Linked DNA regions of Mus musculus: region 2 is linked to region 1. Evidence: chromatin loops called from intact Hi-C (ENCODE). Cell type or tissue: left cerebral cortex. All regions are shown on one strand. Each heading gives the region's core, and the rest is flanking DNA. Links, peaks and the distances in the headings are about the cores only.

Region 1 (4,391 bases), core at 85-4,084:
CCTATATTTACATTGGTCACATGTCTTTACATTACAAATTTCCTCTCTTTGTCTTACTTCTGAGCTCTGTGAGGTCTATCTTTCCATGACTATAACGAAGTATTCAAGACAATCAATATAAAGAGAAAACGTTGACTTGCTTCACAATCAGCAGGATTTGTCTTCCTGATCCAACCTGAATTTTTGTCCTTTGGCTAAGCAAACTAAGCTATTTATTTATATTTCCTGGTATTTCTATTGTCTGTTTCTTATTATTTTTTGTGATGAGGACAGGTTCCAGAGGAGGACTATGGAACCCCCTCTCTTCTTCTCTCTTGCTTCCTGACTGTGAGGTAGATAGCTTTGTTCTTCCATAAACTTGCAGGAAGTTGACAGCCTCCCCATAGGTCCAGAGCCATGTGGCCAGTCAGTCATGGGTGAGGACCTCCAACACTACAAACCAGTATAAAACTTTCCTGTTTGTAAGTTGATTGCCTCAGGTGTTTTGTTACAGTAACGGGAATCCCATCAACACATGCTCACAGGCCGACCCGAGCCAGATCATTTACAATGGAGACCCTCTTCCCAAGTGATTCTAAATTTTGTCAAATTGACAGTTAAAATGCATTTGTCATTCTGGCATGATGGCTCTACGGGTAAAGGTACTTGCCACCAATCCTGTGGCAGTGTTAAAAAGCCATATCCGAGCAAAAAGTAAACCAAGCTGAATAAAATGGTACAGAGCCTGTGATCCCAGCTCTCAAGAGGCTGAGGCAGGAGAATCACAAGATAGGGGCTACTCTGGGATACATAGTAAGACCTTGACTCGAAAAGAATTAATTAAAAGTTTGAGCTGGCAAGATAGTGCAGTAAGTAGAGGTGTTTACTACCAAGCCAGAAGACCTGAATTTGATACCCAGGACCTACATGGCAGAAGACAAGAACCAACTTCTGAAAGTTGTTGATCTCTGGGAATGTATGCGGCATACACACAGATGCATAGATGAGCATACATGCATGTGTGCACACACGCACGCATACACACACACATAATAAATAAATAAATAAATAAATAAATAAATAAATAAATAAATAAATGTAATTAAAAGGAGCTAGCTATAGGCCAGTAGCAGATCTCTTGCTTAGCTGGCCCAGGGTTCTGGGTTCCATCCTCAATACTGAGAGAGGGAAACAGAGAAGAGAGAGAGAGAGAGAGAGAGAGAGAGAAGCAGGAAGGGACAAGTGCTTGCAGAGAGACTTGCCTGTAGAAACAGGAATCCCGGCAGGTGTGATGTGAACGCCTTCAATCCCAGCACTTAAGAGGCAGAAGCAAGTGACCTCTATGAGTTCAAGGCCAGCCTGGTCTATACTGTGAGTTTCAGGACAGCCAGAGCTACTTAGTGAGAGCTTGTCTGAAAGACAGACAGACAGGCAGGCAGGCAGACAGACAGACAGAATTACAGAACACTGCTGCTATGCTAGTTAGTATGAGCTATCAGTTTGGTGCCTGCATTTAGGGCACTCTAGAGCAATGGTTCTCAGCCTTCCTGATGCTGCAACCTTTTAATAAAATTCCTCAGGTTGTGGTGACCCCCAACTGTAAAGTTATTTTCATTGCTACTTCATAACTGTATTTTTGCTAAGGTTATGAATTATAATGTAAATGTCTCTGGTTTCTCAAGGACTCTGGCTAGTCTAACAATGGCTGTGAACGGAAACTCTAAGGATCCAGAAGTTGCTCAATCCACAAGGCTGGATGTCTCAGCTGATCCTTAGTAGATGCTGAAACCTTGAATAAGCAGGCTCTAGGGCCAGGGATGGAATGGACGTGCTGGCAGGGCAAAAGCGCAGGAGCTTCCCTTTTCTATGTCTTACATAGACTTCCAGCAGAAGAAGGCGTGTCTGCCTGCCCCAAGGTCCAGATTAAAGGCCTGTGTCTTCCTACCTCAAAGGTCTGCACTAAAAGAGGCTCCACCCACTTCAAACCAACCCCCTTCCCCCAAAATCCCTCACAGGTGTGCTCTCCATTTCTGGATTGTAGTTCATTAATAGCATTTGCCCGTGGTCAAACAACACCATGAGGTCAGGATAGGCACCATCACTAAGCTGTACAACGAGCGGCGTGGGCAGCCTTTCAGCGGGGGGGGGGGGGGGGGCTGTGTGGGAGGTTTGTGTTGGGACCTCCCCTGGAGCTGGCATCTGGGTCCGGTCTGGATTCCAGAAGGCAGCGGTGAGTGTGGCCACTAGGTGGCAGCATTGTCCTGCAGAGAAGGCAGCAGACGGCATGGTGTGCTGCTGTCCAGGCTCCGCAGAGAGGGGGACTTAGTGAGTCTTCACGTGAGTCTTCACGGATGAGACAGGTATGATTGTGACTCAGAGACTGCCTTCAGCAAACTCCGAGGGCTGGCATCCATGGGACATAGGACGCAAGGTCCATTCAGACCTGAAACCAGGCACAGGCCTTGGCTGGCTCAGATGCCCCATTGGTAAAGATGGGGCTTTTTAACCAGTGGTTCATGCCTTCCAGTATCTAACACATTCAGATGCAGAGCTACCTGAAAAGGGAGTGCTGGGCAGAGAGGCACTCTTGCCTGAAGACCCTTAAAGAGGGGCCGGAACGCTATCCCCATGAGCAGAGGATTGTTGTAGAAATTATTTAATCTCAGTCGGAGGTTTCTACCCTGCCTTGGACCATTCAGTTCCCAGATAAAAGACACAAAACTTTTATATTTTGTTAAGCCTTAATCAGCACTAGAGCTGGGTAAATGTCTACCCTCTAAGCTACTAGGAAATATCTACTTCCCTGTCAATAACCCAGAAATATGGCTTGCCATGTTCCCCGCTCTCACTCCAACTGGCCAGACCTTATGGCCAGTTCTCACGATCCCTTATCCCATGGTGTGTTCTCTCTTGACCTTCTCCCTCTCTCCTCAGACCCCAAGCCCAGGAACCGAAACTCTGCCTACCTGTCTTCTGCCCAGCTATAGGTTGTGGGCATCTCTATTCAACCAATAGTTTTAAATTAAGGGCAAGGTCACATAGCATCACTTGGTGCTCGTGAGGATCTCCTTGTCCCTGAGACAACCAGATTTTGGGGGCCAGTATTTAGCATTACAATGAATGGCAACAGACCAAACCTCAGCAGAGGGAGGTGCCCAGAATGAGCGAAGATGGAATGAGGTGTTGTCGGGTAGCCCTTGTCTGTCTTCACAGCACTTGGAGGCTGAGGTAAGAGGACTGTGAGTTCGTAAGGAGCCTGGGCTGCACAGCAATGCTGCCAGAAGAAAGGGGAAGGGAAGAAAACAGGCAGGCACCAACAAAGGCAAATTATACTGTAATCGCCTGTCTTTATGAACCCTCAGCCAATGGTGCTGTCATTACTCCTAGTTAGAAGAAGGCGGTGCTGGGGCCTGGGAGATGGCTCTGCAGGTAAAGATGTTTGCCAAGAATCTTGAACACCTGAGTAGAAGCAGCCTGTGGGGAGGAGAGAACTGACTCCAGCAAGTTAGCCTCTGACCTTCAACATGCACACTGCAATACCACCACACAAAGGCAGGCACACACATAAATTAATAAATGTAGAAATAGAACACCTTCTAAGGGAGAGAGTACTTCTGTCTCTGCCTCCCACCCTAGACCAATTCAAGTACCAGCAGACCAGTTATTCAAGCACTCAAGGATCTTGAGGGATTCTTGGAGGAGCCCCATGCCCTACGCCATCTGGCCGTCAGTGCCAAGAAGAGCCCATTTCTGCTCAGTGCCATGTTTTCATTCTCCAGAATATGCTAGGTAAACAGGAGGCGGGGGTGGGCACTAGTGAGTGAGTGGATGGATGGATGGATGGATGGATGGATGGATGGATGGATGGATAGATAGATGAATGGGTGGGTGGGTGGGTGGATGGATGGATGGATGGATGCATGGATGGATGGATGGATGGATGGATGGATGGATGGATGGATGGATAGATAGATGGATGGATGAATGGATAGATGGATGGATGGATGGATGGATGATAAGTAAATGCTTCTACCAGATCCTATGACCTCCAATTGATCCTCCTGCCTCAGCTCTGCCAAGCTGAGAAGTATAGGATGGTAGGATAGTCGTCACCTCCCAGGGAAGCATTCTGTTGTCTCTGTCTAAGGCAGCCTTTGAAGGCTCCAGGGGCTTCTCACTCCTGTCTGTGTTGGATGAGGGGGTTTCCATGACACACAGGAACATTGAGGTCCAGGGGAGGTCACCTTGTCTGGGCATCTTTTCTGCTCCACCCAGCAAACAGGCCTTGCCAGATAGGGCCCAGGACAAAGGTTGGGGCACACTTATGCTAAAAATGTATTTGCCATTCACCCAGAATTCACATTTCACTGGGCAATTTGATCTGCTCCATCTGTGATGTGGTTTGCTAAACC
Region 2 (4,391 bases), core at 130-4,129, 330 kb after region 1:
TTTTGGCTTTGAGAACTAGGAATGCTTCCCACATCTCTACCAGACGGAACTGAAAGCTTATCTCACGGGAGTTTATACAAACCCACAATCCTGGCCATATATCAATAGGTTGATACAAATCAAAACAATGTTGAACAAAATCAGATACAATGTGACAATGGCAGGCCGCTGGGCATCAGAAAGGGGGGGGAGGCAGATGCTCATGTGTGAGAGGACCTCAAAACCATCTCGTAAAGGGAAAGAGATCCCAAGATACAGGTTGTGGGGATTTATTTACATGAATTCCAGGAAAGGGAAACTTTGGGGACAGTATCAGCTTGGAAGCCATCCACAGGTAGAGACAGACTACAAAGGGACAGAAGGGAGATTTGGGGGTGCTGGCATTTGGCTGTGGCGTGATGTCATCACCATGGTGAGAGTTATTTGATGGCCACTGAACGGAGGACTGGACGTGAGTGCCTTTCACTGAATGTGCAGGGAGAGTCATCACGGAGTAGAAAACTAAGGGACGGGCTGGAGGCTGTGACCTAGTTCACGTCTGCACTGACATCTATGCACTACAAGCTGTCAACTTTCCAGGCAAGACTGGGCAAAAGAGGAGTTACCATGGATACAGCCTCCCGGTCCACAGGGCCCCGGAAAGCACATGACCTAGTAACTGCAAAGCAATGACCAGGCGTCTTCCAAGAGCCCCAAACACCGAGGGCATCGCACGGGGGGGGGGCATCAGCCCCTTCTGAGACAGGGAGACAGGGCCAGGCTCCTTGAAGCTGAGACCATAGAGATGCTGGGAACCAGCTTCAAGTTCTTGTACACCTCCTTCCTTTCCCTACCCACCAATGGGCCAGGCGGCTGTCTTTTTAAATTATGATTACATTTTTTAAAGTTTGTGTGTGTGCACTCATGTGAATACATATATGGGCCACAGTGTACATGAGGAGGTCAAAAGACAACTTGAAGGAGTTTGATTGCCTCCTTCTAACATGTGGGTCCAGGGATCAAACTCAGGCTTAGCAGCAAGCCCCTTTCCCACTGAGTCAACTCACTGCCCCGCCCCTTTAATTAAAGTAAATCAAATTCATTCTTGCCTGGAGAGTTTCTCGATATTCTCCAGGGTAGTTAGAGTATATCTGAGGTGGTGCAAACATTAGGTTGGGCTTCTTCAGTCTAACTCGGAGAGTAGCTATGGTCACTAACATGCCTGGCTCCCAGATGCCAGGAGGACCAGGGAGGCAGTAAGAACAGGGTCCTGGGGGAGGGAACCTCTTGGTCAAAGACCCTCAGTAAGACCCAGTATGCTTAATGAAGTGTCCAGAGGTCCCATCTAGGCAGAGCATAGCTAACAAGCTACCTCAGGAAACTACAGGGGTGTGGGGTATAAAACTATGTTCCCAGGGGCAGGGCAGAATCTCGACATGTTATGCGATATTGTCTGTGAGTGAATCTAATTGTCTATCGCAAGGGTGTAACTTTGTCTCAGCTACCTCAGCAACCCTGAAGGGCAGAGCCAGGCTCCTGCGGCTTCCTTGTATACCTAGAAAGGAGGCAACAGTCTTAATGGCTGCCTGTTGCTGGTCTTTTTTTTTTTTTTTTTTTGGACACACTTATTTGTTTTCATTTATGTTTGCATATGAAGGCACAGTGGTGTGGCGTTCAGAGGACAACCCCAGGGCTGGCTCCCACCTTCTACCTTGTTTTTAAGGTAGAATCTTTCTTGTTTGAAACCATGCTGAATACTCCAGGCTATCTGGCATATATGCTCCCAGGAGATGCTCCTGAGCTTCTGCCTTCCATCACACCGAGGGAGTGCTGGAATTACAGACAAGGGTCCCAACATCCAGCTTTCACGTGGGCCCTGGGGATTCGAACTCAAGACATCAGGCTCATACAGAAAGCGCACTAAGCTGTTTTCCTGGCCCATACTTCGTGATTTGTGAACATTATCTATGCAACCAATCCTTACGTACACACACAAACTCACTCCATCTTCCAGCTTAGGACAAGGAGACTGGAGTCTGGTGATGGAGAGTGACCTCTCCAAGGTCACACAGCAATACAGCTACGATTTAACCATGATGCCATTTACCCGAACCTCGGAGATACAGGGCACAAATGAGCCAGGCCTGATGGCCTCTCGCCCTGGGAGGGGGCTGGCAGTAGGTAGTCTGAGATCAGTGCCTGCCTGCTTCCCTGGCTTCCTGCCTCAGTTGTCCTTCGTGCTAGGAAAGTCAGGATTATCTCGGGCATGACTAATGCTTGAAAGATGTTCTGAAAGTTAAATCCTGTGACTAAGAGGAAGGAAGGGATGTCCCTCTGTCTTCCCACCCCAGCCCCACACAGGAATTGTTTCCCTGTGTTATACTGGTTTGGCAGTCTGGGCAGGGAGGTGTGGGCCTGCAGGGTTGCAACAGCCTCCCCATCTCTATCCATCCACCTTGCTTCATCCCTCCTGTCCCACAGACGCTGCCCATGTGCCTGGCATTGACACTTGGAATCTAGGGTTTTTCATGACCAGGTTGAACGCAGCATCTTGGCCTGCACTTGGTACCGGGTCCTTCATTCATCCTCACGTTTCCCTGATGTCAGGGGAGGGAAGGAGGGAGGGAAGGAGGGAGGGAGGGATAGAGAGAGGGAAGGAGGGAGGGAAGGAGGGAGGGAGGCAAGGAGAGAGGGAAGGAGGGAGGGAGGGATGGAGGGAGGGAAGAAAGGAGAGAACCTTGCACAGTACTCAACCCATAGGTGGGGGAGGTGTTTGTTTGTTTGCTTTTGTGTTGTTAGCTTTTTTAATTATTTTATTATTTTATTTTATTTTGTCTTATTTTTACCATGCTGGGGATCAAGGCTAGGCTCTTGTGCATTCCAGGCAAGCACTCTATCCACTGAGCCAAGCCCCCAGTCTCTATGTGTGAGGCAGACCTGGAGAGAAAAAGATTCCTGGAGCCCTGTTTGCTAAGGGGAAGGAAATGTGTTACCTTCCAAAGGGCACACTCTTTGCTGTTTTGATCGCGATCACGGCGATGCAGCGATGCCTGCTGATGCTGTGGGTTTCTTTTCCAGACCAGGCTTTGTAAAGGTTCCAGGCAGGGGCTTGTGGGTCACATGGCTACAGAACTTATTCTCCTCTTGTTAGTTAGTGTGTCAATTTGTTTGTTTGCTCATTCATTTGGTTTTGTGACCCCCTTAAAAATGGAAGATCCAGGCTGGGACTGTGTGGCTCAGTGGTAGCTGTGTCTAGTATAAGTTTAGTACAGCACGAGGGAGAAAAAAGAAGGAAAGAGAGGAGAGAGAAGGGGAGGAGAGGGGAAGGGAGGGGAGGGGAGGAAGAAAAAAGAGGCTGGGCTGTAGCTCAGTTGGTAGAGTGTTTGCCCAGCATACACAGAGCCTTGGGTTCCAACTCAGCACCACATATATTGGATGCTGTGTACTGGTAAGGTGAGCACAAGTTCAAGGCCAGCCTCCATACAAGTTTGAGGTCAGGGCTACAGGAAACCTTGCCTCAAGAAAGAAGGAAGGGAGAAGGGAAGAGAGGCCGAGAGAAGGCAAAAGAAAGAGGCTAAAGTCATTCTCAGTTCAAGTTCCTTGTGATCCAGGAGTCTTACAGGCTAACTGAAACAGAGAAGAGCCTTCCTGCTCCCTGGCTCCCAGCTGCGCGGTGTCTCAGAAGAAAGCGAACATCCTGCAGGATGCCCACAGTCTATACCAGTGAGGTTTTTCTCAAGATCCTCTCCAGGGGCACTTGACAATCCAGGCTCCATGCTCCCCAGTGTCTCCATTCATTCACACATGGGTCCTAGATCCAAGCCCTTGGAAATAGATCTGGGACACCGGTCTACAGACAGAGGGTGACATTAGTGGCCACCCTAATAGCTCTCACAGTGTGCCCAGGGACTCACTTCTTGCGGAGGAGGAGTTTCAGCCTTGTGGGGTGCTGTCAGTACTGATGAGCAGGGAACACAGCCTGCCTTGACCCCAACCCCTCAGGAATGACCTAACCAAAGGCATAAAGTGCCAATGAGATCAGAACTCAGTGACCTGTCACACGGAGCTGGTCCACATGGAGAAGCCACTGTGGGTCAGATACCTGAATGTCGCTGAGAGTGGAGCCCTGTAACCAAGGTTACCCATCCTCCAGCAGCCAGGTGACTAGCAGGCAAGAAAAGCAAGGGCTTTTGGTCACTACCGTAACACAGCACTGGGTCCCCGAGTGCAGGCTGCCCCAACCTCATTAAGTCTCTCCTGACATAACAAGAAAGAGCTGGTGGCACAGAGAGTCTGGGAACCTGCCAAGGCTCACCGTGGAAGCGGGGTGCCCTGGACCTGACACCAGGTCCACTCCCATGATGCTCTGGAGAACACCCAGAGCTGAGGTGCTGTGGAAAAGGCTTTTCAAG

The links. A loop is a pair of places that touch in the nucleus more often than their neighbours do. Peaks named below come from ENCODE experiments on the same cell type or tissue, not always from the same donor. Only the 100,000 strongest peaks of a DNase experiment are listed, where the experiment ranks them.
Region 2: it touches region 1 in a loop (2.6-fold over the local background); 8 of 42 quality-filtered maps call a loop at or near these places.

The regions. Positions count from the first base shown.
Region 1 is chr4:139,856,693-139,861,083 of GRCm38, reverse strand. No RefSeq gene overlaps it. Among named protein-coding and RNA genes, the nearest start is that of Gm46873, 25 kb to the right of the region's middle. In left cerebral cortex, for the core only: a CTCF peak has its summit at 2,235 (motif pointing right); a DNase peak (open chromatin) is centred at 2,241.
Region 2 is chr4:139,522,861-139,527,251 of GRCm38, reverse strand. No RefSeq gene overlaps it. Among named protein-coding and RNA genes, the nearest start is that of Iffo2, 50 kb to the left of the region's middle. In left cerebral cortex, for the core only: no CTCF peak of the experiment used is centred there; DNase peaks (open chromatin) are centred at 220, 577 and 2,266.